2 separate regions of the Mus musculus genome follow, and region 2 is linked to region 1. Evidence: chromatin loops called from intact Hi-C (ENCODE). Cell type or tissue: gastrocnemius. All regions are shown on one strand. Each heading gives the region's core, and the rest is flanking DNA. Links, peaks and the distances in the headings are about the cores only. Region 1 holds the start of Tmem140 (transmembrane protein 140). Region 2 holds the start of Bpgm (2,3-bisphosphoglycerate mutase).

The links. A loop is a pair of places that touch in the nucleus more often than their neighbours do. Peaks named below come from ENCODE experiments on the same cell type or tissue, not always from the same donor. Only the 100,000 strongest peaks of a DNase experiment are listed, where the experiment ranks them.
Region 2: it touches region 1 in a loop (2.1-fold over the local background); 2 of 42 quality-filtered maps call a loop at or near these places.

Annotation. Positions count from the first base shown.
Region 1 is chr6:34,857,975-34,872,575 of GRCm38, reverse strand. Tmem140 (transmembrane protein 140) reads right to left here and starts at 9,430. Exons shown (of 2, transcript NM_197986.3): 1 at 9,236-9,430; 2 at 1-48. The coding sequence starts at 25. It overlaps Agbl3 (ATP/GTP binding protein-like 3), which reads right to left. Exons shown (of 20, transcript NM_001289656.1): 20 at 13,117-14,601. It overlaps Cyren (cell cycle regulator of NHEJ), which reads left to right. Exons shown (of 4, transcript NM_001135611.1): 4 at 1-805. In gastrocnemius, for the core only: no CTCF peak of the experiment used is centred there; no DNase peak of the experiment used is centred there; H3K4me3 peaks cover 6,884 bases; H3K27ac peaks cover 7,835 bases.
Region 2 is chr6:34,474,663-34,490,857 of GRCm38, reverse strand. Bpgm (2,3-bisphosphoglycerate mutase) reads right to left here and starts at 14,502. Exons shown (of 3, transcript NM_007563.5): 1 at 14,436-14,502; 2 at 2,908-3,568. The coding sequence starts at 3,508. In gastrocnemius, for the core only: no CTCF peak of the experiment used is centred there; DNase peaks (open chromatin) are centred at 7,801 and 9,314; H3K4me3 peaks cover 1,357 bases; H3K27ac peaks cover 3,338 bases.

The DNA of each region.
Region 1 (14,601 bases), core at 3,635-11,634:
TCCGCCACAGCCTGGAGAAGGCCATATCTTCTGCTGTTGCAGGGAGACCTGGAAAAGGTCACAGCAGTGAATATCTAGCCCTTTCCTTGTGTTTACAAGTTCCCATTCTTTCTGTCCTCATGAAGATAGGAGGTCCCAAGTCACAGCCAGGTCCCAGTCACAGTGGTCCACTGCTTTGAGGTTAGAAGGAACTGGGCAGCTGTGGAAACCTGAAGTATCCTGAGCCGCAGCCCTCAGGTAAAGGGCTTTCCCGCAGCATGGATATCACAGGCTGTTGGGGGCTCTCTGAGAGTGTCTCAGGTCCTCATAAAGGTGGGTTTGCAGGTGTGAGGGTGAAGGGCAAGCCTCACGGTTAGTTGGGACGGCAGCTTGAGGTAGGTGCGCGAGGCTTGACTGAGCCTAAGCTCAGTTGCTGCTGACAACCACTTAGATGACTGCAGAACTACCCAGCTAGGCTACATGACAGTCAGCCCAGTGTCTGCAGGCTGGGTGTGCGTGGTCAGCAAAGCTCTATGGCTCAGTTGGTTGGATGTGAGCCTGAGTGAAGGATCAGTGGCCTGTGCCTCCTTCCCCGTTTAGGGAACTGAACCTCTCCTTGGGTGAAATCACACTATTGTATGATGTTGCTTTTAAAACATGTCTGTCTGTCCCCTCCTCCCATAACAACAGTAATCTATTAGTCTAGGAAATTCTGGAAACTTTTTAAAAGAAAAAAATTAAAATAACCCTTTATCCTACCACCATAGTAAAACCACTGTTCATATTTCACAGACATTTCCCCTATGTGATTATATGTCTTTAAAGCACAGTGTTTTTCACTGACTGTTGTGGGCATTTTTTCATAGCTGTTGAGATATATTTTCAAACATGATTAATGGCTACATAATATCTAATCCATAGGCCGACTATGTATTGCCAGATGGACCTACAGATGTCAAGCCCTCTCTTTAAGTGTATATCAAAGAGCCTATTTTACCACACTCTCATTACTTAGAAAAATCTTTTCATTACATTTTTATTCAGAAGGACTTTTCCCAATTGCCTCAAAAATAGTAGTCTGCACACTGCCCTTTTCTATGTGCATTTCCCACTAAGGAATAAAAGAAAAGACAAACAGCAGGGGTGACGAGGAATGCAGAGCTGGGAACCTTGTGAGACCCAAGCACCAAGGCCCACATACCAAGTCCCAGGGGCTAATCCACAGAGCTGGGTGCGGCCCAGCATTGGTGGCTCCGGGGAAGGACCCACAGACCCTGTGGATCTCAGGGGACTCCTTGGGGAAATGGCTCCTCGCACACGGTGCAGTACAGTCTCTGTGTATCACGTTTGTTTTACAGGAACCAAAAGGAATTAAGAGAGAAAGAATGTTTGCCAGCCTTAAAGAGGTGGGGTAGGGGCGAGTGGGAGGAGGGGGCATCCTTTTCAAGTATTACACAACAGGGATTCATTGGTTGGCTTTAGCAGCCACCTGGCAGTAGACAAGTAAGGTTAGAACATTGAGGTCTGAATCTACATTGCCTCTACCCAGCATCGAGCGGTGCCTGGTTCTCATTGTAGCTTCCCTCCAGTGGAGCCCAGAGGCCTTGTTTGAATGTACTAGGAATTCTTGAAGCAGTGATGCTTGTTCCAGAGGGATTTGCCAAGACTAAAAGGCAGCTCTTGTCTGTATGCCACTAGGTTCGAAGGATGAAATAATTAATCCATGCAGCCGTGGTATGGAAAAATTCCCAGCATATTTTAAATGGTTTTGGTCATTTGGAAATTTTTTTGCCAAGTCTATATGTGTATTTTAAGAGGGGTTAGATATTTAAGGATATGGGGTGCGTTTCTGGGTGGGGAACTCCTGTTCACCCAGTGGTGCTGTAGGAAATAACCGGTGCACAGCCTGCATTCCCAAGAAACAACCAGGATTCGAACTGGGAGCCTCCTGTTTGGATCGTGTGTGTTTAGGTTAAACAGTACCACGCTTGAAGCTCGGTCAGGCAGTGAACTTGGCTTCTCAGAGGAGGCCAGGGCCACCTCAGCACAGCTCCTGCCAGGACCCCTTGTTTGTGGCTTCATTTTTCTCCCAACTGATTTTTTTAGAGGTTTTGGTGGGTTATTTTGTTTTGCCCTGTTCTGAAATAAGAGTCTCTCTATGTAGCCCAAGTTGTCCTCAAACCTTAAGATCCTCTTGCCCCGTCTTCTGAAATGCTGATTACGGGCATGTACCGCCATGCCTGACTTCCCAAAAGTTTGCCGTGGAGAGCAGAGCAATGGAAAACAGGAGGGGAAGGAACCCAGGCCCGGGCATGTGCAGAAGGCCTGCCCTGGCTTTGCTCTGCCTTGGGGCAGGCAGAGTTCAGCCCTTGCTCCTGTGCCTGGCTCTCTAGCATCTGGTCTGTCCTAGAACTTGAGTTTTACTGGGACTCAGGTCTCTTTGTCCTCTGCCCTTACTTTCTTGTGGTCAAGCTTTTCTGCCCAGGCTGTGCCCACGCTCAGCCTCTCTCCAGCTGCCTCAGGAAGGCTGGAAGCTGGAATAGATACCGGGATGCAGTGTTCCTGAGGGACAGTCTTCATCTGTCCCATCCTCAGAAGGATGAACGCTTTGTGGAATGAACGAATGCAGATGCCCTCTGGTAACCTTAGGCATACACCGTGAGAGGCAGCACATTCTGAGGGGCTCTGTCCATGGCTTGCATTTTACCCCCAGTGTTGGGGCGTCCGTTAGACTTTATACTGGAAACCCAGAGTTCTGAGGCTGGTGACTAGCCCTTCTTTCTCCACTTCCTTGTCACGGTGCCTATATACTTGGTTGAAAACCTGATGACACTCTCTTAGCTGTCCCGGCAAGTCTACCTCGTCCTGGTTTTTCTAACAGCCCTGGCAATCACACTGTCAGCACAAAGGACCCCAGTTTCCTGTAATGATAAGCCTCATACTTCCTTCAAAGAGCAAGAGGCTCTCGAGACTGCTGAGTCACCGTGGGCACTTTTAGATGAACTTCTTCTTCCTGTTTGTAAGAAAGCAATGCATCCTGGTTTCAGAAAACTATCCAAACATGTCAGAGTGTGGAGAAAGATTAAAAAAATCATCTGTAACTGCTGGTCAGAGTGACCAGTGAGCGCATCTTCTCGAATGCTCTGCAGTTAGGGTCGCGTCCATTCACGAGTGTATCTCCCATATGTCATTATAGCGTGCATGTTTATATCTTGGCAATTGCTTCCTGTCACCTTTAAGGGCTTCCTGGAGCTGTTAGGGCTAATAGGTTTTTATAAATGATTCTTTACATTTCATAATCTTATGAATAATGCTATGTGAAATGCTTGTGAATACATTCATCTTTATAGCAGCTTAACAATAAAAAACAAACAACCTTGTTTTATGTTCTGTGTGTGTGCCCATAGCACAGGTGTGGGGCAGAGGGCCGCTGGCAGGAGTCTGTTCTCTCCTCCCACAGTGATGTGGGTTTCCAGACCTGGCGACTATCTCCATTATCTCGTTACTCACCCAAGCCATCACCAGGCTTGAGCTTAACTCGTAAATTCCACTTTAGCGATGAGGTCACTACACTGCCCAGGCTGGTCTTGAGCTATGGCCTCCTGAATAACTGGGGCGTGGGTATGCGCTGCCTGCTGGCAAATGCCTATCTGACCCCGACCTCTCAAGTGTCGCCTGTTCTTGAGTCACCTCATCTTGGATATTGATGAGCCGCTGCTATTCAACGCTCCCTTCAGAGACAGTAAGGTTCAGCCTCTTCAAGTGTTTACTGACCGTTTGTATCTCTTTGGTGGAGTCTCTTTGCTTTTGAAAGACAACGTTTTGAACTCGCGCAAGGCCCTGGGTTTGCTCCCAAAGCTACGGAAAAGGAACCATCTGGAGTTTTAGCTTCCCTGTCCTGTGAATGCTCTGGAGGGCAGAGGCCCCCAGGCTTGTCCCTGGGCCACAGTAAAGCAGAGACTCCCTGCTGCACCAGTCCCCAGCTGGAACTCCGAGCTGAGCTTCCAGTTCATGTGAGTTTGAGGGCCACGGCATGAGAACGACCCAAGAATTCGGTGATTGAAGTCTGCTTGATTTCCTAGCTGTGGAAAGAGGAAGGCCAGTCTGAGTTTGGGGTTTGCTTGCTTGCTGTTTAAGCATTTCTAGAATTATCCTAGTGGAGAATGGGCTAGTGATCCAACGGGCCATGGCCACGAAATCATTTCACTCCGAATTATAGTTATGTTCTTGTCAGGATCATTTTAAAAGTGAAACCGAGAGAGACCTCAGATCCCTGACCACTGTTTTAACAGCCTTAAGGGTTGGTAACTCAGTGTCTCCAGCGGGAGAAGCTGCGAGTGAAGCAGAGAACCTCCGCACAGCGCAGCCTTGTATCTGCAGCCCTGGCTCTAAGACGACTACCTCCCCCCCACCCCGCCCACCCCCCCCCCCCACCCCCCGTGAGGAACACTGGACAAGCATGGAAAGGCAGGGAGGCTGTTGCTTTTGACACTTGCTCCGAGTTCAAGATTCTGAGTGAAACTGCAGACTGCTCACAGTACCTGATGCTCCCTGTCACAGGGAAGGTTCGTAGCACCAACCTCCATAACTTAGCTTATTAAACCTGACAGTTGTCTCCTTCAATGCAAAACTGGTGATTATCTAAACATCAAGGGCTCCCCTAAGCATACACTTATTTATAACTTCTAGTCTGTCACTGCCCTCATCACGATTCAGCTAGCACGGTCGGTATTTGAGAATCCTTGAGTTCCCCTTTCTCTTCTTTGTCTCACATGGAAACAACCTGCAGTGTCTGGTAGTTTCACAGGTCCTTCCCCAGTGTCTTGTGGGATTCAGGTCTAGATTTCAGAGGGCAGGGCTAACTAGCTCCCGAGACACACCAGCCTGTCACCTCTTGTGTTCTAATGACGTCCCCATGAACTTTGTCTTCTCTACCTCGGCTAGCCCCACAGAACAAACCTATGCTTTGTTGTTGTTGTTTCTATACTATGCAGAGGATTGAAGTTCCTCCACAGAAAGTCCCCACAGCCGGTGTTCCCTCTCCAGAAACACACCTAGATGGCTAACATCTGATTCCTTCATTGGCAAGCCTCTGCCTGGCAGGCGTTCGTGGGCCGTGAGCGAGTTCCCAAGTAGGGTGAGGATCCGCTGCTACTCCGGAGCTCTTGTCTCTTGGGTGACATTAAAAATGCTCCGGCCTTCTTTTTGTTTCTTTAGCAGACGACCCCTCCAATTGTCACTACACACCCTGCCTCAGACTTCCAGTCCTCTTGCTGTCTCCTCCTCAGTCGCCACAGTGGCCTCCCTGGTATTTTCTGGAAACCTAAGACAAGCTGAAGACTCCTGCCATTGTTTCCAACCCACTCCCCTTTCAGGTCTCTGCTCAAATGACTGCCTGGGATTAGACTCACCTTCCTTGCTTACCACTGGGGAAACTGCAATGCCCTTCTCTTCCGTGAGCCCTGCCTGGCATCTCATCCCTGCTCATCAGCACGTCTGACTGTCTGACAGAAGGCACTCCGCTTACCCCATCCTCCAGGCGTCTGGACCTCCAGGGCAACAAAGGCTTTGTCTGTTGTTGAGTTTGCTTTGCTTTCCTTTGTTCTCTGTGTAGACAGATGAGGTCTGACAACAGCCTTGGGCGTGTCAGTCTTTCTTTAGGAATGTGATCCACCTTATTTTTTTGAGACAGGGCCCAGAGATCACCCATTAGGCGAGGCTGGCTGGCCAGTGAGCCCTAGGGCTCCATCTGGCTCTGCCTCCCAAGTGCAGGGGTTACAAGCGCAGGCCAGCGTTCTCAGCTGTTTATGTGGATACTGAATGTCAAACTCAGGTCCTTACAACTGCATGGCAAACACTTTCCCAACTATGTCAGCTCCTTACTTATGTTCAGTTTTCCCTCCTTCCCTCCCCACTTCCCTCCCCCCTCCCTCCCCACCTCGCTCTTGCTCTCTCTCTCTCTCTAACTCTTTCTGTGTATGTATGTATGTATGTATGATCTATCTAAATTTTTTCTGTTCTGTCCTTAATACCCAAGGCTGCTCCTGGCATCTAGAATGCACTCAACAAACATTCCCTGGATGGCAGGCATGGTTGATTGGCTGTCAGTGGCAGCACATGTCACACATCACAGCACACACAACTTCTCATAAGTTCCTTCCTCTTTCTTTTTTTTTTTTTTTTTTCACTTGCTTCACTGTCCTCTGGTTGTTAAAAAAAATTACTCCCACAACACCTGGGTTCAAGTCCCTCTCCTGTCACTACAGTCTCTGGGTCTGCATGGGACTTTGGGAGACAGAGTTGGTATTTCTGTGGTTGAACCAGTTCTGGGCACATGCTAAGTGCACGTGTGTCCTGTGATCATGAGGCTGAGGCAGCGATTTATGGGGAGAAGAGTAAGGTGGAGGCTGAGGGTGGTCGTGTGAGCAGTGAGGGAAGGCAGAACAATAGGCTCTGACAGGCTGCAGGGAGAACAAGTTTGCCCATTTCCTTGTCAGAGAGGCCGCTGGCCTCCTGTAACTGTGTTTAAGATTAGTGTCTGTGGCTTAGGTGTGGCTCTCAGGGAATAGACAGGAAGGAGAATGGGAAATGTGTCGTGCTTCCTTTGGCAGAAACATGAGCCCATGTCCTAGTTTCTCAAGACAGGGCTAGGGCAGTGCTGTGGCCTGGGTGTGGTTAGTAGTGTAGGTGGCCTCTATGGAATGCTGGAATGTTTGCGTTCACCATCAGTCTGCTGTGTAAATAAAAACAGCTTGGCCAGCAGAGATAGGACTGTACCAGGGCACTGTGACAGAAAGCCAGAAGCATGGTCCAGGCTAAGGCGTGGACAGCAAGAGTTGAAGTAACTGTTTAAATGGCTCCTTTAATATTAACTTTGTATTTGTTCCAATGTTTTGCTGCTTATTGGCATTGGGTAACAGATAACCTAGCAAGGAACAAAGGTTACAGAAACTTTGAAGACAAAAAAGCACCCTTAAAGATGAGTCCCACCTCTGTCTCTCTGTATTGGTAGGTCTCCCAGCATGCTTAGAGGCAGCCGACTCCTGGGCTGAGGACCAGGCTTCCCAGGACCTGGTTCTGCTCTTGAGCTCTGCCGCTCTTCCCTGCAGTTCTGAGGAGGGAACTGTGCCATCCCCTTCCCAGGCTAGGATTTCATCTCCTGACCCCACTAATGATGCATTTGGGAGGTCCCTGAGCCAGGAGCCCTGGAGAATCAAAGACACGAGGAACAAACAACATTCCCCTGACCCCGACTTCCCCCGCAGATAAGCTTGTGCTCCACTTGGAAGACATACACTACATAGAGTTTTAAGAAGATAATTTTGAAAAGATTTAGGGAGGATCTAAACAAGGCTAAGTGAGGGGGAGAGAAACCAGCAGGAATAATGGTTCCATATCACAGGGCTGGGGAACAGCCATACACATACTGGAGATACTAGGTTTAAGGCCTAGTTTCCATTAGCTATAGCTAGCTGATGCTAAACTGGCTTGTTATTAACAAGCCAAAAAAAAAAAAAAAAAAAAAAAAAAGCTCTGAACTATTTTAGGACATTATGCCATATGCCAAAATAAATTTCACATGGATTCAAGAATGAACCAATATAAAATAAGATCTAGAAAAAAATAAACTCTGATTTATGAATAAGAAAGTACGTTCTGAACTTAAAAGCACATCAAAACTACAAGGAAAACTATAGATTTAGCTATTTTTTTAAAAAAATGGAAATTTCTGTGCACTAGTAAAAACAATACAGAATTAAAAGTCAATGAGCATGGAGAATATCTGCCAAAAATGTGAGATGATAATACACACAATGTATGGAATGTTCATGCAAACATCAAGAAAAACACTGCGCTGTGTGAAACGGGATTCGGTAATACAAACAATTCACAGAAGAATGAACCTAGCAAGAAAAAAAAGATCTGTGTTTTTCCAGTGCCTCCAAGGTACGCTGGGTAACCTTCTTCTCCCTAAAGACTGTAGCTAGCATCCTCAGTGACACTCCAGATGCCAAGACTGGCTTCCTAACATGGTGACTCTGACTCTAAGGTTTGTGTTTTTGGCCAAATGACCCACTTTTACCGCCTTACCCCTAGGCAGTATCATAGAAAGGATGGAGTACTACAATGTCAGGCATAACGGAGGTCAGTTGTGTGTTAGAATGGAGAAGCAGCTTTTAGGAGCCAATTCAAAAGCACAGGGGTGGTCAAGGCATCCCTAGACAGGTGCACAGGAGAGAGAGGAGGCCATGGGTGGTCAAGGCATCCCTAGACAGATGCACAGGAGAGGAGAGGCCACGGGTGGTCAAGGCATCCCCAGACAGGTGCACAGGAGAGAGGAGAGGTGGAGAAAATCAGTCCTGTGGTGTTTCCCAGTGAAGGCCACATTAAAATGTTCCCAGAATTACGTGCTGTTGGTGAAAAGTGAGATTATAGAGCAAGCCACCATAGCCTTAGTAATTCGATAATGTGGGGACTAAAATAGCAGCTTAGAAAACGGGATGTGTGAGGCCTTGCTCCAGGCGCTGACTCTCAGACCTGCGATTAGGAAGACCCAGAGAGGAGGAAATACTGAAAACACACTTCAGCTGTCTCTGAAAGATTTCCCCCCACCCCCCCGTTTTTTTTTTTTTTTCTTTTCTCTCCTATCCAACAACTTGATTTTACAGATTAAAGAAGTGTAATGGGAGTTATTAATCAGCCAGAAAAGATAAGAAAGGAAAGAAAAGAAAAGAAAAGAAAAGAAAAGGAAAGAAAATAAAAGAAAAAGAAAAAGAAAGACCTGTTTCAAGGGACAATCCCCCCTCCATGAGTTTCCTTTGGGGGCTGATATCAGGTCTTAAAATCTTTTATGTCCTATAATTCTCTTTTGGACAAGAACACAGATCTTTTCTTTGTGTTTTTCAAATCTTGGTATCAGTTTGGCTGTAGTGACATGTTTTTGTCTGCCTGCCTACTTCTGGAGAACAATGTGTCCCAAAGCCACAGGTATTAATGGTACAAGCTTCCTGAACACCAGGCTGCATGCAGCTACCTGTGTGTTTCTAACCATTTACAGAGTTTTTGAGGCAGAGATGCACACAGTGATGCTTACGAGCATGGGGGCAGGACAGAGGTGAAAGGTTATATCACTCTCTGGGGAGAGAGGAGGCCACCGACACCAAGCAAAGCGTCCCCCCTTGGTTTGTTGCTAGAATGTGGAGTCTGGGAACTTAAACACCTCTTATCCCTTGTGGAGTTGTGGGGGTGTACTTACAAAAACCAACGCTGGAGCCCAGGAACACTCATCAAAAGGTGACACAGGAAATCAGCGTCTGTCTGGGGAGTCGATCTTCTCCTGGGCTGCTTTCTAAAGTCAGGCTCCAGAAACCAGGGCAGAGGAGAGAAGCTGCAAGCAGACAGCTCAGAGCTCCTGGGCTCTGCCTGCACTCGCAGGCAGTCGCGTTCAAGTAAACAGCTCTGAACTTTGGTACATTTGTGCTGACTGATGTCACTCTCAGCTGATTTCACTTTCGTTTTTTAACTTGCCTGTGTCTTATGACTTTTCAGAAATGAAGAGTGTAAACAACTTGTTGCTCATGGGAGCACATGACCCACAACTGGCGCACCCTGCCTGAGCCAGGTGAGGGTCCCGATTTTACTGTGCGAAAGTTGATACCAGCTTCCAGACCTCCAGGGCATTGCAACTCTTAGAGAAACACGACCCAGAATCTTTCTAGGGAGGGACCTTAGTTCACATGGCCAAGCTTCCAGCCAGTGTAGCTCCTGGAACCTGGGTCCCCTCTTCTCATTCCTTTGGAAGGCACCTATGCCTTGGACTCTCCTTTCAAAACTCAACCGATGATCTTGACTGTGTCTCTAGATTGGAAACTTTGCCGTTAGCAAAGTTATATCTAACAGTTATAGAGCAACAGAAACACTGTGTTCCCATTTCAAAGTAAAAGAGAAAGAAAGCTTTTAGTCTTGAGATCGCAGGGAGGGGACTCTTGCCTCCCAGGCTCACATGATCTCTGCAGCTTCAGAACTGGGTGAGCTTGGCAAAGACAGTAGACAGCTCCCAATAGCGCTAAACCCTTGGCGGCTTTCTCTACTTTCTACATGACACCCTGTACCTAACTGGGTCTTGGTTCATCCCAGGGGTTCCCTTTGCCGCCATGCTAGGTTAGATTTCTTGTTTCTGGGTCCCAGGCTTTTCTCTTTTCTGCTGTATTCACTTTTGGTAGAATAAATTCCAGGTGATTTACTGAGAAATGAGGGACACCAAAGGTTTTTTGTTTTTGTTTTTGTTTTTTTTTTTAATTTGTCAAACTGATATCTTTATTCTATTCTTAAACTTGTTCAAAGTTGGATAGAGTATAGTGTTTTTCTTTAAACTTAATTTTCCCATGCAACCTGGAGGCCGAGTTCCATGTTGTCTGCCTTTCCCGTTGCTAGGAAGTTCAGAGCTGGTCTCCTTCCCACTGTTGTCCTTTCAGCCTTTTGCCTTTAAAAGAAAGTGCCATTTTAATGAGGTCTTGCAAAGAAAAAAAAAATGAAATATCAACCATTTTGCCATTTTCAACTGGAAGCCTAAGTCCTCCACTCCCACCCCACCCCCTCACCCCCTTTGAGACACCACTTTTGCCCCTGAACTTCCTCACACCCTACCAGACAAATTTACTCGGGGAGAGTCTCCGAGCCCTTTGCTCTGATGTCTGACTTCCTGAGACCCACTATCTGTGCTGTTCCTGTGGAGCTGCACTTAGGGACGCTGTTGCCTCTTTTGAATGACGTGGCTCTTCTTAGAGTACTGCTGGTACTCTAGACAGTAGTCTGATCTCTCAGCTTGATGATTCGCTCCCACGCGCATCTTCTACCTTATGAAGAAGCTGGGCAAAGGTGACTGGTTCCAGTATGTCCAGCCTGTAAGGTTGGGAAGAGTCTTTGTACTGTGGTTGGGCGGAGGAGCCAGCCGGTGACTCTAACCTCCTAGTTGTACGTGATTGGAGCACCTTGCCTCTGCAGCTTGGAGGGGGAGTGAAGGGAGAGAGGGAGTCACGGTGGCATGCCTCCTTGCCATTATTATGAGGACTTAGTACCTTTACTTGAGTGTGTTTTTGCTATGTTTGTTATGTGTGTGAGTGCTCACACACCACACAGACACTGTGGTTGTCAGAGGACAACTTGCAGTTGTTTCTCTCTTTCTGCGTGAGTTCTGGCGATTCACTTCACATAATGAGGCCTGGAGCAGGGCTCCTTTACATCCTCAGCTGCTCACTGGCCCTGAAATATGGAGCAGAATCTTAGCAGGGCTGATGTATTTGAAATGGATTCCAGAATGATGGTGCCTAGGCTTTGAAGTTGCCTTTTGTAAATAGTGGTTGTTCTCTGAGGTTTATGGGGTTGCTCTTCTAAAGGACTCTCAGAGCCTTCCCATAATTCAGACGTGCCTGGAAAACAGAGAAGTCTCATTTGGCTGAGAGTTGCTTAGGTAATGGCTCCTTCAGACAATTCCTAGATCAGATAAGGTTTTGGTATGTGGAAATTGACTAGCTAAAAGTACCTTTTGTGTAACAATAAAGAGCCCTGCCCATCCCCCCTAAAAAAAAAAGTTTGGAGTTTAGTCCTTGGCAATTAAAACAGCATATATCTGAGTGATGAATGAGTCAAAGAAGAAATACAGAAAGAATTTTTATTTATTTCAATCCTGGAGTTAAATGGAAATGTACCATGCAGAACCCCTGGGACACGTTATGAGTGATCCTAAGAGAGAAAAAAATTTACAGCTCTAAGAACCTACACTAAAAAATCAGAAAGACCACAAATCAATGGCTTAATGCATCTCAAGAATTGGGAAAAACAGGAACAAACCAAACTCAAATCCAGCAGATAGGAAAAAAAAATCAGAGCAGAAATGAAAGGAAAAAGAATAATATGTAAAGCAGTAAATGTAATAAGCTATATAATTGGACTTAAAGACAAAAACCATATGATCATCTCAATAGGTCTTACTCATCTCTCTCCCACTGCCTAGTTATACCATTTAAAGTCTTTGCTGGTTAATCTAGTTACTGTAAATTCCTGGAAGATCTGATGGAGGTTTTCAAGAGAAGGGAATGTTTGGGTTTAATCTTCAAGGAGAAGCAGAGGCTTTCCAGATGTACTGCTAGGTTTACATAATAAAGATAAGACAGAACGGCCTATGGAAGCGCTGCATACTTAAACATTTTAAGTTAAAATTATAACGTGAAGAGCAGAGTGTGAAAACGGCCTACATATTTTTTTTTTTTGTCCTCTACATGTTAGGTATTTATAGCAAATAAGACACTAGGGGAGGGGTTATTAGATGGCTCAGTGGGTGTAGGCACTTGGTGCCAAGCCTAAGCACATGAATTCCATCCCTACACCCACATGGTAGGAGGAGAACTGACCCCCACAAATTGTTCTCTGATCTCCACTTGTGTGCCATGGCATATGTGACCCAATAGTGCATGAGCATAATACATCCCCACCCACGGAAAGTAAATGATGCAATAAGAGATTTAGAACAGGATACCTGCAGCCATGGGTTGTCTGTGGGCTATGCTGCTGCCAGGGGCCATATCGATTGATCAGAGTGCTCTGTGCAGCCATCTGAGGCCGTGGTGATATCTGGGTCTGCACTGCTCCTGAGGACCATGTCTGGGTCCATGTTCCTACTGCAGCAGAAGTCTGTGTTGATGTCTGTGGTCTGTGCTGCTACTGGAGATGAGGTCCGTGGCACATGGGGACACTAGAGATTATGTGGATGTGTGTGTTCTGTGCTCCTGCCGACTGTAATGGGCAAGAAAACGACTTTTGCCTTGGTGTTGATGACTGATGACTCACGGAGAGAGAGACCTAGGAGGCTTCTGTAACAACAGCTAACCCTGGCTGCCAATAGTAACAGCCTAGACAGAAAAGTACTGAAGAGAACTATTAAAACTTGTGATACAGATGCTAGAGTATAGCTCGCCACAGCTGATGGGTTCTGGTGTGGGTGTGGGTGGAGAAGGACTCAATTTCCTTTAAAGGGCTGGCCACTGGGAGTTTGATCATGCCCCAGTGAGTATATGGGCAACACAAATTGGACTTGTTAGGTTTTATTGCTTTTGTTCTTTTCTCTTTCTTCTTCTTTTTGGGTGGTGGTGGTGGGAGGCCACAAGGGTGCATGGGCAAACCTGGGAGTACTTGGAAGGGTGTGAGCTCGGGGTTCATGATGTAAAATTCCCAAATAATACAAATATTATGAAAAATTGATATGGGGGAGTAATTTTGAGGGCAAGGAAAACAGAAAAATAATTAAGAGAATATCTCTGCACTCCTCAGTCTTCTGAGGAGCCAGATTGTTACTTTGCTTATACTCACATAGTCAACTCTAGAGTTTGTAGTCTCAAACTTTTATACATTTGAAGTTTTATATAACAAGTGTCAATTTAACAATTTAGATTTCCACCAGGTTTAGGCTTTCCTTGATTGATGAGAATAAGGGTAAAGCTTTTACTTTACCCTGGTGTCAGTTACCAGGGTGAGAATTCCTAGTGAGAATCCTGAAGAGCTGAGAAGCTGGGCGCCTACACTCACTCATTCCTTGAGCTTCTGTAGTCTTATTTGCATGATACTGAAGTGGGACCTAGGGCTTCCCCAACACTAGGCTTGTAGTTCTCTGTCATTGAACTCAATTTCCCTCCTCTTTGTTTAGCCTTTTGGTTAGTGACAAAACTTCATTAGCTTGCTGAGACTGCTTTTGAACTCACATTATAGTCCAGGCAAGCATTGAGCTTGTGATCTTCCTGAGTCAGGCTCCTATGCAGATGGGATTGTAGCTTGCACCCTGGGACTGAGTGCTCACCACCTAAGACAAATGTGCAGGGTTTGTTCCTGAAGTATCTGCTTGAAGAAATGGCTGAAGGTGTGCCTTCACTGGCTCTGGAAGAATCAGGACTTCTAATCGTTTACAACATTGAATTATAAGTGATAAATGACTTTGGAACCATAATATATTTCCATGTCATTTGGTTCTACCTTTTGTGGTCTATGCAAGTGGTGTCTTTTAATATGTGCTATTTTATCACCCAGAGGTACACAAATTAGTGTTGTACTATGTATTCCTAGTCAGGTAATAGGATTTATTATCTTGTTTTTAAGTGTTGCCTAAGCTAGTCTTGAGTCCCTGATCCTTCTGGGATTGCTAGTATATGCCATCATGCCCAGCTATCGAGTGTGTTCAAAGGAACAATTATATGATGATCTTTTAGGGGGAGAAATCTTTTTTTTTCTCCTGCGCTTTCTATTACACCAAATATATAAAAGAAATACAGGAAATGATGGTGGCTGCTGGCTCATCAAAGTGACTAATAAGTAAAATCATCACTAGTGCATGTCTTTCCTTTCTTCAAGTCTGCATTTTGGGGCTTTATATGCATACATACTTTTAGAAGGAATCAAAAGTTTTGAGCTCTTTCCCATGTGGATACAAATTAAATATTTGTGTTTTAAACGTTTCTATATTTTCTCTGGAATTTTAAAACCTCTGAAAGATGTCTCCTCTAAGGAAGTTGGGATTTGTAAAACTCAGTAGTATAGTAGCCACCTATGCATGTGAAGGGGGAGGGGGAAGGTTGG
Region 2 (16,195 bases), core at 4,517-12,516, 380 kb after region 1:
GTTCTAAGTTCTGTCTTGAGATTTACACCTATTCTGGACATAAAGATTCATCTTTATTTATGTGTATGCACGTGTGGCTGCATGAATATGTGACACACGTGGGGGGGCCCTCAGATGCCAAGAGACAGATCCAATCCCTTAGAATTGGAATGACAGGCTGCGTAGGCGCTGGGAGATGAACTCGGGTCCTCTGGAAGAGCAGGCAGTACTCTTAACTGCCAAGTCATCTCTCCAGCCTCTACTATGGACACCTTATAAAGAATCCTTTGTGCCTCGCTTTCCCACAATGCAATGACCTCACCATTCATCCAGTACGATGCATATAGTACTTCACTCCTCTTCACTGCTGAGAAAACCTCCTCCTCTGTGGCTAGAAAACACTGAATTTGCCCATTCGTTAGTTGGACATTTAAGCTGTTCTACTTTTTGGCTATTATGAATCTGCTGTTATTAAAGTTTGTAAACAAGTTTTAGTGTGGAAATTTTCATTTCTCTTGGGTGTTGATTGAACTCTGTTCCTGGAGAAGGGGGGTGGGGGCAGGGGCAGGGGCGGGGACAGGGACAAAGACAGGGAGGGAGATTGAAGCTTCAACCTCCAGGACCTCAGAATGTGGCCTTAGTTGAAAACCAAATCTTTAAAAGAAACAATCAAGTTCAAATGATGTCAGTGGGCAGACCCCGCCTCAATAGTATGTATGAATGTTTCTACAACACAAAGAAATTTGGACAAGGACCCCTAACCCCACAGGTTACATGGGAAGAAGACAGGAATGATGTCCAAATACCAGGGAATAAATGCCAAAGACTGCCAGCAATCGCCAGCACCTAGAGCTGTGAAGCTGGACATAAGGATAGCCCTGCCTATCCCTTCAAACTTACGACTTCTAGACTCACAAAGTGAATTTCTGTTGTCTTAGGTGTCCTGCTCTGGGCCCTTCACAGCTACAGTAGGGCACTAAGTGTGGGGTGGGGGTGGGGTAGCTGGTCTTGAGAGGAGTGCACTGGACCCCTTTAGGAAGCTGCACATTCTTGTCCAGAGCACATTACACTGCTTGACTGGACAGTTTTTAAAAAATTATTAATACATTAAAATTTTCCCTTAATTGTAGACAAGATTTTTGGTTTTGCTTTGTTTTTTGTTTGTTTTTGAGACAAGTTTCTCTGCATAGCCCCTGGCTGTCCTGGAGCTTGTCTGTAGACCAGGCTGGCTTGCCTCTGCCTCCCAAGTGCTGGGATCAAAGGCGTGCACCACCATCACCTGGCATGTAGACCTTTTTTTCAATGTCTAACCTCACCTCCAGCAGATATTTTCCCTTCACCTCTACCATGGTGATTGACTCCTTCATTACCAATGGTGAGGCCCTTTTCCTAGCTCCCTTACAAAGATCATTCACAAACAGTAAACCATCATGTGCTGCTGGGGGTGGGAGGCGGGATGGGCATCTAGGGATACAGAACCATCTTCAAGAGCCACATCCGTGTAGACGGGTGAGGAGTAGATAGCACTAAACGGCAGGGAAACTTCCTCCTCCTCCTCTTCTTCTTTTTTTTTTTTAGGGCTCACTCACCTAGCTAAAAGGAACCCCCTGAAGGAGTGGTATTTTCTTTGGGGAAGGGAGCCTGGCTAAAACATGATATAAGTACCATCTCTCTAAAAGAAGTTGTGTAGAATATAAATTCTGCCAGAAACATTGAAATTTTAGATTTCAATTTGTTTTTCTAACAGGGCCCTCAACTCTTTTGAACAATAAATAATTATAGTCTGTCAATGATACAGTTACATATAATTTAATCATATTTTGATTTTCCTGAATAATTAAGAATAGAACCTTATACATTCTTGAATAAGTAAGTTATATACAGACACAAAAGGATAACCACCATGGTTATCCGATAAACTCAGTAACAGCTGATAAAGCTTGTAGATTCTAGACCTCCGCATGACTAGTGGATGTCAGGTATCTAAGTGGTCAATCGGGTCTAGATAATGCCCTAACAATTAGAGCAAGCTAGCCATACAATAAAATGTTCACAGTGCCATCATCTCCCAGAGACCCATTGCTCTGGGGTCAGCCACCTACCCCTGCTTTTCTCACAGAGCTTCAGCCCTTCCTATTCTGTAGGAAGACATGGAGTACAAGAGTCAAAGGGACAGCCGTGGGGGTGAGAGAAGGGAGAGCAGGAGTGAGGAAGTCACCCTCAGTCACTGGCACCCCAGAACGGATTGCCCAGAGTCCTTGTGTTAGAACTCAACATCAAGTGACTGAGACAAACAGAAGCCCCTAGTCTTCTCCTTTAGCAGAGATTCGGAAAAAAGCCGTATGTTTGATTTTCCTCCCCTCTAGCATTCTCATAAGCAGTGACTAAGCCTGGTCTGGAAAACGGCAACTAAAGAACTGCTCAGGAAATCCACGTCTGAAAACACAGCCACAATTGTTTGACATGGGAAGAAAATAGACGAAACTGGATTCTAGATAATTTACTTTAAAAGGCTAAAATAAACTTGTAAAATTGCTTCCTTTCTTAGCCTCTTCTCATTACAGCAGAGGGCAGGTGATCCCTCAGATCAGAGCTCTTTAAAAGTGCAGAGCCCCCAGAGCAGCAGTTATCACCGTAAATGCTCAGAAATGCAAGGTCTTAGATGTACCTCCCCAATTCTGAAACTCCAAAACCCTACCGCTCCGTCACACTGAACTCCCCGCATGTGTCTGAAAGCCTCAGCTTCAGCCACAATGAGCACCAAGAACTACAGGAGTTCTGGTTTCTAGAACAATGGCTTCTTAAATATGAAGTGACAAGGGGCGTGAGGTAGGAGGTGCTAGAGGGCAGCACACTGTAGCTCGGTTTCTAGAATAAGACCCAACCACAACTCTTAGCAAGCTCTGAAGCAGGACAGAAAGCCAGTACCTTCCAGATGTTTCAGGAGAGCTCTACTGCTATTCCCGTGAGCAGATATCAGAATGCTTTTGCCCTTTAAGATTTCCGGAGCAATCCTTTCCTTCCAGTAGGGAAGAAGTCTCTCCAGAACATCCTTCAAGCTTTCTGAACGTGGCAGTTGATCCAAGGGCACATCGCACACTTTGTACCTCCGGTCACTGTAGATCTCGTGGAAGTAGGGATGAGACTCCTCTATAGGAGGTGGGGTCACGTTGTAGCTTCTCCTCCAGAGCCTTACCTGCTCTTCACCATGATTCAAAGCCATTTTCTCCCTGTTGAGGCCAATCAAGGCTCCATAGTGACGCTCATTCAGACGCCAGGAGCTCTCCACAGGCACCCACTCCTGCCCCAGCTCTTCCAGGATCAGCCAGGCTGTGTGAATGGACCTGTTAAGGATGGATGTGAAGACAAGATCAAACTCGAAGTTGAGAGCTTTGAGCTGCCTCCCACAGTTCCGAGCCTCCTCCAGTCCGTCGTTGTTAAGTTTCTGGTCCACCCAACTACAGAATCGGTTCTCCTTATTCCATTGGCCCTCTCCATGTCTTAGTATAATAAGTTTGTGCTTGGACATGCTGGTGGCTGAACTACCCTGGGGTTCTCAATGGGATGATGTTCAAGAACAGCAGTATATCTAGAAAAAGAAGACAAAAAATACATATTATATTCCTCCCTCAAATGACTACCCAGTCACGGAGAACAATTATACAACAGCCAGTTTCTAAGATAAACTGAAATTCCTTTGAACAGTTTTGACATCAAACAGAACTGGTGATCACACACTTTGGCACATATAGAAACACTCTTCAGATAATTACAGACAACCTCACTGACTTACATTTTCTGATGGCTAGATAGCATGTTAATTGCGTGACATAAAATGACAACACTCCGTTCTAATGGTGGGTTTCTACCCAAAGTAAGCAGTTTATGCTTATTAAGGAGAGGACAGCACGGGATGCGTTCTAGATCTCAAAACGAACGAGTAGCTGGGAACGCCCAGCTTCCAGCAGCTGACGCTACAATGAAAGCATCCTTCTCTCTTGGGGTTTTCAGTGTCTTTCCAGCCTTACCTCATTGTGGACATTAAAAAACATGTTACCTCAATGAAGTACTACATCTATGTCAAACATCTTTCTGACAGGCAGCAACCAGCTCTCTGATGCTACAGGCTCACAGATCTAGGGTATGGGAAACACTCATACCCTATATAAAAGGTATAGTTCGGCATTCAAATAAAGTTATAAATGCTATAAAGTGTCCTTAACAAGAACAAATGAAGTAGTCACTGAAAGCAAATTTTCACCTGCTGTTGGCAGGAATAAATCCGGGTGCAAAACAAGCTATCAAATGTAAACAGCTGAGAAATGCTGTCTGCAGGAACAGATTAACAGAAACAGGTCCTTGCGAGTGCAGGGAACCACACTGATAAGGCGGCCTTGCCTCCTCCTCCTCCTCCTCCCCTGTCCTGCAGAAACTCGACTCACATCAGCCACATTACTGTGAGGAGAATCTACTAAAGTTGGACAAGCAACTCTAAGGCAAGTCCGAGCTCCCTTATGCTGTAGCTCCTGCCTAGTCTGTCCCCGGAGAACCGGGAGAGCCGGCTGCATCCATCCGCCTCTGAAGAGTGCTTCTCCACTGACACGCGATGCTCGGCTGGCACTCTCCATCTCCACCCCAGGGGTTTTTTCCACACTGGGGAGCAAAGATTATATGAAGACTGGGGCCTGCCTGGCTTCTGCATTCTTGGCAACTTCCAGTAACTGGAGATGTTCTGTCCTGCTTAAGCTGTGATTCACCCACAGTTATATAACCACCAGCGACAGAGTTCGGTGGCCTCTACCTGGATTCTACTCTTTTTAAGCAATTCCTGGAGAGTCTGAGGGGGAAACACTCCAATGAGATGAGGCTTCAGGAGTAACTAGCGGTGACTGAAGTGGTTTGTAAGCAGCTGGAAGGCTACCAGGATTAGGATTCATTCTTTCTTGCTGAACATCAGGTTTGGCTTTTGGTGCATATGGAGTAGAGATGCACCCAATGCTGACAAGAACAAAGGCTCGGGAGGAAGCACCTCCCATGGCTGGGCAACTGCAGAGTGACAGCACAATGCCTGTCCTCTCAGCCTTAGGGGCCACTGAGGTGGCAAAGAGAGAAAGGGATGGAAGTCACCTGGGCAGTGCTTTGCCCGTGACTATGTCCGGGAAATAATCACATTGATAAAGCCCCAGCTTCGCTTGGGAAAGACCAGCCAATGAATTCATGTGGATGTGGATGGTACAGAGTTAGACCTTTTGCTGTGTATGGATGTTTTCCCAGCGTGTATGGCTCTGGCTGGTACCACTAAAGGCCAGAAGAAAGTGGCAGATCCAGCTACAGACAGTTGGTAGTCACCATGTTGGTTCTAAGAATAGAAACCAGGTCCTCTGGAAGAGCAGCCGGGGCTTTTAATTGCTGAACCATCTCTCCAGCCCCAAGAAAGGTATTTTTATGTTCTTGTTTTCAAAAGTCTCTATCAGCCAAGTAAGAGATGCTCTAAGCCCACTGAAAACCATATCCAATCTTGCAAATCATGTGTTTTGTTTTGTGGGTAAGAAATGAGAAGCATGCTATCAACTGTTCCTCTACTTCAGCCTTTACTTTGGCATGCCAAGTAAGAAGCCTCCAGGCTAAACAGAAGAGATTTTCCTTCAAATGAAGACCAGCATCTTCTTAGCATTAGCTGTTAACTTGACATTCAGAGTCGCTTAGGAGATGGGCCTCTGAGCATGCCTAGGGGATGACCTTGACTGTGTAACTGAGGTTAGGAAGACTCGGCCGCTGTGTGTGTTGGGGGTGGCAGTGCAGGGGGGCACTCCCTGCCTGAGACCCAGGACTATATGAAACGGAGAACACACACCGGTACAGATGCATCGACTCGCTGCTCTCTGCCCTTGACTGTGGATGTGAAGTGGCTGCTGCTTCACATTCCTGCTGCCTTGATTTGCTTCAAGTGATGAACTGTAATCTGGAATCCTGAACTAAATAAACCCTTTCTCCTTCAATTTGCTTTTATCTAAGCATTTTATCACATCATTGAAGAGGAAACGAAGATAGGCATGGGGACAAATTCTATAAGAAAAAACACTTCTCAATCAGTCTTGGTTACAAATTATATCAAGGGAACCAAACAAGTATCGATGGTGTTAGCAGTACTCAGCCATCTACCACCAAGCCTCAGTACTCAGACACCTACCACCAAGATCCAGTACTCAGAACCCTACCACCAAGCTTCCTGTCTTTATCTGCTACAACTTGCTTCCATGTTTTTGGAAACAAAACAAAACAATTCTGACTTTCTTTTTACTGAAAATACACGTAGTATAGCAGAACAGTATTACAGCCCCAAACCTATGCAAATACACTTTTCCCTTACAGGAGGTGAACACAGGACACGGTACTAAACTAGAGCATCCATATCAGGTAAAATAAACTTCCTACTCTCTTATTTGGTACAACTAATTGCCTATTTAACCAGCTGGCGAACATGTGCAAAGGCACTGTTGAGTTTGTTAGCTTTAAGACCCCTCTTAGCATCTGTTGAAGCTGGCCTATCACATGTTTAGCAACAGATATGAGATGCTGGTCAGTTTGACAAGTTCAAGGCTGGGGCTGCAAACAAACTGATGTGTGCAGGAGAGACTGCTGGACCACAGGCAGGGCAGGAGTGCTGACTTCTGAGGACTGTGTGAGTATTGGAGGCAACTCTTAGGAAGAGATGGCGCTTTTCTGTAACCTGTGTCCTTTCTTCCTCAGCACAAGGCAGTGTGTGTGTGTGTGTGTGTGTGTGTGTGTGTGTGTGCGCGTGCGTGTCTACACAGCCATTTCAGAAAGTGTACTGAAACACAGGACTACGGAGGGAAGCTTAGCTTGTCACTGCTGCAGATGAGCCTCGCCAGGCCAAACAGGCACTGCAGCCTATGGGAAAGCTACCTTTGTAACTGAGACCATGTTCCTTTCCTCCAAAATCCTAACCCAGTCCCTTAAAACCCCTACCAGGCTTCATTTTCGCTCCATTCTGTTTGGGAAAAGCCACCACCCTGCAGCTGGTTCTTGTGGCTGCTGTTTTTAATCTCTCAGCAAGTTACGGACACCAAAGTTAGGCACTGATTTTTCAATCAGTAGTTTACGATCAAAAAAAGTCTGCATAGGTGATTGGATTATTATTTCCTAGAGTTTCTTCCTTTCACTGTTTATTTAATGAGTTTATTTAACGTGTTCTGCCTGAATGTCTGCCTCTGCACCACATGCAGTATGCCTGGTGCCCACAGAGACCAGAAGAGGGCGTCAGATCCCCAGGTCTGGAGTTAGACACAGCTGTGGGCTGCCATGTGGATGCTGGGAACTGATCCCAGGTCCTCTGGAAGAGCAGCCAGAGCTCTTAATTGCTTAGCCATCTCTCCAGCTGCAGCTTCTTACTTTTAAGAGTATGGTCTGCCTGAAGAAACGTTTTCTAAACCAACATAGTTCTACCCGACTCTAGCTTGTCTTGCCTTTCCTTTCTCTCCACTGTTTTCCCTTCTTTCCAGACATTTCCTTATTGTCATCTAAGGGTAGCTGTGTGTATGACATAGGTGTGATGTAATTTTTATTTTCCTGTAGCAATTGTTCTCTTTGAGGCTTACTGCCTCAGTCTGCTAACTGAGTCCTAGTCCTGGAAGCTTCTAGACTTCGTACAGTCTTATCTAGGCCTAGAATGATTTCAGCCTCTGAGTCTTGCTGAATAAGCTCGCCCTTTCTACTTCTGAACTCTGGCAGGCTGATTCAACTCAGCTGTTCTGGCTCAAGCTCTGCTCCAAGCTGACTGACTCAATATGGCTTTTCTCTCTCAGCCTCTGCTTGGCCTCAAACTCACTCTAGCCATCTGTTCTGATCTTCTGGCTCCTTCTCATTCTCTGGCTCGTTCTGTCTTCATGTGTCTAGCTTGTTCTCTTCAACCTGTCTCTGTGCAACTGTCTCAGGAAACCTGCCTCCTTCCCCTCTCCCTCTCTCTCTGCACTGCTCTTAAGCAGCTCCTCTTCCTCTCTCGTGTGGAAGTTGGGCGTGTCCTAGCTCTGACTCATTCTGTCAAATCTTCCTCTAATCCATCACTTTGCCTGCCCCTCAGTTAGAACTCACTTCCAAACTAGAGTGTTTCCTTCTACAAATAAACCTTACCTTTATTGTTTGGGATTAAAGGTGTATACTAAAGGCATGTCTGTATTCCACCCAGAGGGATTAAAGGTGTGTGCCAAGGGCTGAGTCACACCACAACTAGAAACAGTTGGGTTTTGGGTTTGTTTTTTTCTAGTAAATAACACAATCTCAAAGTTCACAGTGTAATCAAATATCCTACAACACATGTGTGCATGCTTTATATATGTGTACATGTGTGTGTGTGTGTGTGTGTGTGTGTGTGTGTGTGTATACACAGGTCAGAGGCTACTGTCCAAGTGTTTTCCTCTATTGCTTTTACATCATCATCATCATGAGACATGACTCCATATTAAACCTGGATCTTACAGATTGAACAAGACTAGCTGTCCAGGAAGCCTCAGGGATTCCCCCGTCTCAGCATCTCCAGTGCTAGGATAATAGGCATGCACCACCAAGCCTAGCTTGGATGGATGGATGGATGGATGGATGGATGGAGGGACGGACAGATGGATGGACGGATATGCTGGGAATCCAAGCTCAGGTTTTCACATTTGCACAGGACTGTGCCATCCCCTAGTCCTAGACGTTGTTTTCTTCATCCTCTGACTATGAAGGTATCTACAAATGTGTGCCTTGCCTACCTACTCTACTGAAGTGATTTCTCAAAAGACCATGATTACTCACGCCTATGTGGAGACCATCTTCTCTCAGGGCACCTCAGTCTGCTGCTCAGACTATGAGTTCAGTCCTGCATTTCCTCCAGCTTTCCTTCTTTTACACTCTGGTCTTGGATCCCACCCCAGCTATCGGTGGTGGTGGTGGTGGTCTTAACCACAGCAGTTTATTCAGAGTGCATGTTCAAACTCTCAACTACTATCCATGGGGTACCTCCCATTGTGCCCACTTTACAGATGCAGAACTGAAAGGAGTAACCTGCCTAAATTAGCACAGGTTGTAGGTGGCAGAAGTACAAGTCAGTCTCAGTTGTCCCCAAGGAAACACCCATGCCCTGAACCACTCTGCTGCACTGCCACACTGGAACCCCAGGCTCTGGCCTCAAACCTCGAAACCTCATTTTTTTTTCTCACTCCTTTCAACACGTTAAAGGGAATGATTCACATTCTGCAAGCCAAGCCCTCACCAGCCTTCCCAGCACAGTCGATTGATTCACTTTTCCAAACGTGCAGCGATGCCACTTGGGCCCAGCACAATGGTCAGCCTGTGAGGAAAACAGGCTCCAGCCTGGACTGTGCCTTCAGAGCGGCAGTGAGGAAGGCTGACTGTGTGCACTTGCCACTGTGTCACTAACAAGGAAAAGTAAGTCACACTGGCAGAGGTTCTTTATTCTTAAAAAAAGAGGAAGAGGAAAGAGAAAGCATCTCTCCCTCCATGGACACAGCATTACAGAGGGTGGATTTGGAAAGATATTTAAATTTAAGTTGATTAAAAGAGAAGTGGAGTTCTGGCCTAAGGTAACAATCAGGAACAGGTGCAGAGAGAACAGGAGGCCCATTCAAAATGGCGAGAACTAGAAGTAGCTGACTATTCCCTCTGATTTGCCTAAAACACTATTGCTTTATGCTTTTTTTTCCTTCCCCAACATAATTATTACTAAGGCCCCTTTCACACCTAGGTGTCCCATTTGGAAAATTATATGGTCACTCTGTCATAGGGTATAATCAGGAAGTAGGCGGAGACGAGGCTAGAAAGATAAAACTGAATAGAGGCTCAAGGAGGACCTTGTGCCAAAGAATGCCGACTCTTATGTAAACACTGAGACCTCATTAGAGGTTTAATGGCACACATTTGAGGGCCAGGAAGCATTCACGCTCACAGAGAAGTCTAAATATTAGCTGTGGGGGGTTTTGCAGGAAACCCTGGTGACATACAGTGACAACCTGGGCCAAGAAGACAGCTGCTGGAAAGGAATAAAGATAAGTGAGAAAGAAACTGTAGTTTGTTTAAGATGCTGGCAATATTCCCTGTAAAAATCTAAGCAGTCAATTTTTTTTTAGCTTTGCAGACTATATGATCTCTGTCATAATATGTACAGTTGTACAATTTTGTCTCTGTAGCTGCAAGTATCTGTACGCAACACGTGAGTAAATGTGATATAATTTGATGGTGGCATCAAAATTAGAATCTCATATCATTTTCACATGATCTATTGTTATCAGTAGGCTAATTTCAACAATTTAAAATGAAAAAAATCCATTTATATCTTGTGGAATTTATATATATATATATATATATATATATCCAGAAGGCTCTGGTGTGCAAATCCCTGCTTAGCTAGACCCCATACATGGATGTGCTCCCAACATTATAAAATAGCCAGCTTATAAGTGAGACCTTGTCTCAAGGAAATGAAACAAAACAAAACAAACAAGCCAAACCACCAGTTTGTACCCTTAGCCAGAAAGAACTGCAAAGTGCCCTGGGGAATGGAATCCCATTCAGAGTTGTTTTATTCCTCACATAAGTCAGCATTGAGCACACTGAAGTCAGAGTACCCAGTCTGTGCTTAATTCAGTATTTAGGAACAGGTTCGAGGGGGGGAGTGGGGGGAGAACTATGGGGAAATGATTCACTTGTTAGCCTCCCACAAACATGGGCTCTCGTTTGACATACCCTCTTTGTAAATCATGTTGCAGTACACTAAACGTGAATGTAGATTTGCTCAGGAGCAGGACCTAACCAGTTGTCTTAGCAGTACAGGAAAAAAAAAAAAAATCAGGTAATTCAAAAGACCTTTTGCCAGTTATAACGAAGACCTTTCATTATATCTTGAAATTTCATCTCTATATTCCATATATTCTATATGTTGAAATTCCATCTAGATTATGACACCAAAGTTTTTTTCCCTATAAATGCCACCATGAAGCTGTGCTTCAAACTTCAATTCTCTTGACAAAGCAGAAACAGAAAGAGCTGACAGGCTGAGTGACAGGCACGTAAAACCCTCGGGTCTGCCCTTGGGTCTGCCGCATGGCCCACATTTGCATGTTATTTCCTCCATCTGTTTACAAATTAACAGCGATGGGACTTTGCTTCCTCCCTCCCTCGGCGTTTGAAAAGTTAAGTTCGCCTAAGACTCTTGTATCAGAACTCGGGGAAGAGACAGTTAAGTCACAGGGTAAAGAGAAGCCCAAACTTCTACTTCTCCCATTTTCAAACTAACCATAATATGTCAAGTAATATCAAATAAGGGACTTGGGGCCAGAATCTCTCAAATCTAGAACTTACTCTTAAGGATTAAACATTTAAAACCCATCTCAGAGTACTCTGAGATTTTCCTTGGTACAGATCCTCACTGTACAGTTCTCAGCAACCATTACTCCCCACTGTACGAGGCAGCTAGCCTTACGGAAGATGAGCTGGCTGTATTTGAGGACAAGGAGAAAGACTACTGATGCCTCTCATCAATTACAAAGGAAAGAGGCAAATGAAACCCAGCATTTAATTCCTTAGGGTTTCAAGTGTCTTAACAAGACACACCTTCCCCAGACTCAGGCTGTTTAAACATAAACTGAGTCCTGGCAGCACTTGAGATCCCACTATTACTTCCCTAAAAGTTGATGTGGTGATGTGGTAACTTTCCCACTTGTGTGTGAAGTGCTAAGAACACCCCTGCAGCAGACTCTGCCACTCACAGGCATCTCTCACAAAAACCTTACATCACACACACACACACACACACACACACACACACACACACAGGGTTACAAAAGCAGCAAATTACAGCAGGTAGAGCCCTCTTTACATGAAAGAGTTACACGTGTGTAGTCGTGAGATTTGACTTTGCCTGAGCCGAGGTACTTGCTACACCCTGCTAGCAATCAGCAGTGTGGGCACCGCCCACTCAAGAGTCTTCTTTTCTCTCCCCAGTTACTGCTCTAGGGTGGCAGGCTTGTCAATACAAACTGTGTCCATCAAATCCCAAAAGCTCACAAAAGCCTGCGCTGGAGCACTGTTTAGCAGCTGACTCACGGTTGGAGAATGAATACATTCAATTCTTTGAACACTAAGTTATAACAAAAGCATTACTCCCTTAGGAAATATAAAATTAATTGTGGTGAGGTACTCTAGCAAACAGAGGTAGAAAGGACTGGGATTTAGCTCACTCATGCAGATTGGTACAGACCACAGGCCTGTCAAAGTGATTCTACTGGGCTAATGGTATGGCTAGACATGAAATCGAGGAATAAAGTAACGTGAAGGGAAAGGTTAAACAGGAGACTTGAGCAGGAGAGAGCAAGCAGCAATCGAATGTGCGAGAAGGGGAAGGCGGAATGAATTATGCAGTCCTAGAAGCACACCAAATACTATTAGAGTGTGCAGTCCAAACACGTTAGTAAAGTCGATGTTACATTCACATTCTATAAAGTAGTTTATTGCCATGTCTTTCTAAATGGAAGGGTTTTGCTATTGATATCTTTGGATCCAGGCTCTGGCTATGTGGCCCAGGCTGGCCACGGTCTTGCAGCAATCCTCCAGCCTCAACCTCCTAAATCCTGGGATTACAGGAGCAAGGCACCATGCCCAGATGTCAATCCCTTCGCTCTCTTTCTCCAAACACCGCCTCACGCTTGGCTTCAATTCCAAGAACATCCGAGAAGCCACCAGTGCAAGCATGTTGCCCTCTGTTCTCTAGGCATGCAGAGTTAGATGCATGGATTATGAAGTTAGATGTACCAACCACTTCATAAAGTGAAACAACCCTATTAATCTCACAAACCATAAAAGGTGAAGAGGAAGAGAAACTTAACACAAAATAGCCAAACACTTAACAGTTGCCTCTGAGTAATGAGATTAAAGATGACAATTTTGGGGGGCTATACTAGATTTCTATACTCTCCTTTAAAAAAATATTTTTTTTACAATGATCTGGTTAGTTTGGTTCAGTTTAAATATGGGCACAAAAGAATATGTCCTTGAAGCCGGACACTTTTATTTGCTATAGACTTCATACAGAGGTCAATACAGTGAGAGTTTCCTTGTAGACATGATAGTGAAAAATTGTCTAATTATCTTTAATTTTACATAGCCTTTAATAAAGGCATGGGCCTTAGAAATGTAACTTCTGCCTTTTTAAACGATGTGGAAACTGGGCTGGAGAGATGGCTCAGTGGTCAGGAGCACTGGCTGCTCTTCCAGAGGAACTGGGTTCCCTTCCTAGCACCTGCAGGGGGGCTCATAGACATTTGCTCCAGTTCCGGGGGGGGGGGGGTGGTCCATGGACACTAGGCGTACACAGAGTACACATACATACATTCAGGCAAAAAAATCATACACATAAAACAGTCTTGAAAAAAATGTGAAAATTGGGCTGGAGAGATGGCTCAGAGGTTAGGAACACTGCCGGTTCTTCCAGAGGTCCTGAGTTAAATTCCCAGCAACCACATGGTGGCTCACAACCATCTGTAAAGTGATCAGATGTCCTCTTCTGGTGTGTCTGAATACAGCTACAATGTACTTATATACATAAAATAAACAATTCTTTTAAAAAAATGTGAAAATTCAGTTTTACAGACAAACTAACACGACTTTTATTATAGAAACGTTTGTACCTGCTGCTGAAATGTAACCATTTACTTTTTATTTCCTCCCGAAGGCGTCGGAATTCTGTTAGTTAATATTCTAGAACCATTTCCCCCATTCACGGGCTATAAACCCTTCCTAATTTGGGGGGGGGGGCTCCATCCTGCAAAGTCTAATAATAAACTTCATTACAATTTTGCATTTCTTTTGACTTACTGTAGTGAAATACTTGCTCCTACCCCTTAGCACAAAAAGAAATGACACTTTTTGGCCATGATAGTGGTGGTCGGGCGTGCACGCGTGTGTGCTGGGGAGGGGGTAGTGTTCCCCTGAACCCGGAATATGGTTCCTGAGACTCCTGAATATGCAACAACCTCTTTGCCTTCCATGATATTTCCCCCCTTAACTTACACTTTTAGGATCAAGGTCTGCCTTCGCCCTACACCTGCTTCCTTCCAGTGAATCCACTGGCTAAGACAAGTAGCCACACCTGAGCTATCCAGGAGGTAGAGTTTAACTTTGCTAAGCCACCATCACTACAGCTCTGGGTTCACACACCATCACTCCAGCCGACAGAACTCACTGTTCCTGAGAGATGCTCGCTGAGAAAGGGCCAGCTGAGAGCTGGGGTACTCGGGAGGGTCTCGCTTGAAGCGGGCATCAGGTTCCCACCAGATACTAAAGCCGGGCAAGGTAGCAACCGGCCTTCTCACGATAGAACAGCAAGCCACTCATGAAAGAAAAGAAATCCTCACAACTGTAACAATTACAACGAAGCCACTCACCTGCAAGGAAACTACCAGTAGCAGCCGGTCCTCGGTAACGCCGTGCTGCAGACGCCAGTGAGGATTCATCGCTACAGCCGGCATCAACGCTCTTTTGTAGCCTAGAAGCCAAAATGGTCAGAACCGATAGCGCTGGGTATTGGAAGACAGAGTTGTCACTCATTCACGGCCCCGCCCTCTGGCCAGCGACCAGCCGGAGGTTCTTTCCGGTTTCTCAAGTCCCTGGGGTAAGAAGGGAAGCTATGATTGGTTTAATGAGGAAACAGACGCACGGATAGACCAATAAGATGGTAGTTTCGGACATAGGCAGGCGGGCTTTAGTCGTAGAGACCCAAACCCCTGAGCATCGCCGGGGCAATGTTTGTGGGCTGCTAGCTTTGCCGTCCAGAGACCTGTTTGAAGTTCTCGAAATTGAAACACACCTGCTGTGAAAAGCGGGTCAGCAGATGAAGGGATACTTCTTCTAGTTAACGGAAAATTTCAGGTCCTACCTAGGCTGAACCCGGTAGATCCTCACGAAAGCTTGTTTGGCACGCCTGTGCGTCGAAAACAGAGATTAAAATGAAAACCTTTAAAGTGTCCTATTTACAGATAGTCGCTCATTCTTACTTTCTCCTAACATTATGAAGAGAAGAGAAGCGAATAATAGGATATCCTAAAAGTACAAGAAGGGCGAAGAGGTTAGAAAAGTAGAAAATGGTACACTACAGTTTCTGAAATTAAACCTATGAAAATGCCAGCTTGTCACTCGGGTCTGGTACCAGAGCTGGAAGCTACTAAGCAGGCTTGAACTACCACACAAGGTCTGAAACGTGTGTCAAAACGTGAATGAGAAAGATAAGAAATGTTATGTGTGCCTGAGCAGACGGGAAAATTCCCCTTCTTGGTTTCTGAAAGCTGTTCCACTTAGTGTCTTCTGAACTCACCTAGTTAATTCTATAAACAAGTCCAATAAGTTTGTGACCAGCTAATGGGTGCTCAGATCAGTTATTTAGGATGAAAATCTTGACACACCATGAACTGGTGTCATGATGGCCTGCTTGTAGCAAGCTGTATGTCCCATTTATGCATTTTAGCTCATGATAGTTGCAGCTACCCCTTTCTGAGAGAGCGTCTCTCAAGGACAGTGAGTTCTGTCGGCTGGAGTGATGGTGTGTGAACCCAGTGCTGTAGTGATGGTGGCTTAGCAAAGTTAAACTCTACCTCCTGGATGGCTCAGGTGTGGCTACTTGTCTTAGCCAGTGGATTCTCAGGTCAGAACAGCTGGAGAAGGAATCTGCCCAATCGTACACACCTGCCAACCTGTTCTTCCTCTTCTTCATGAGGGCAGATGGACCAGAAAACATTTCCGCTGCCCTGTAGTATCAAAGCTTTCTCCTCAGGAAGGGTAACGGCAGCCATGCAAAACCAATCCTAACAGCCATACAGCATTTGACATTTGAGGGTACTCTGAACCTTAGGATGCCTGCTCATTTGATTTACTTTGACCTTGTTAGGAATACTCAATAACACTAGCTTGGCATATAAAACTTTACAATACTTGTCTTTTAGAACTATTCACCAGGGTCACTAGTGTGTACATTGTTATTTTAAAAAAAAACAAAACATCTTTACCTATGATGCTCTTAGGTGGGATGTGAAAGCGAGTGTTGGGAGCAAGCCTGGTCTTTACGACACAGGTATTCACAGAAGTTAGCAATGGCAGGAGTCACTGTTGCATGGCAAGATTGTTCTTATGTTTATCTAGATCGCAATATCAT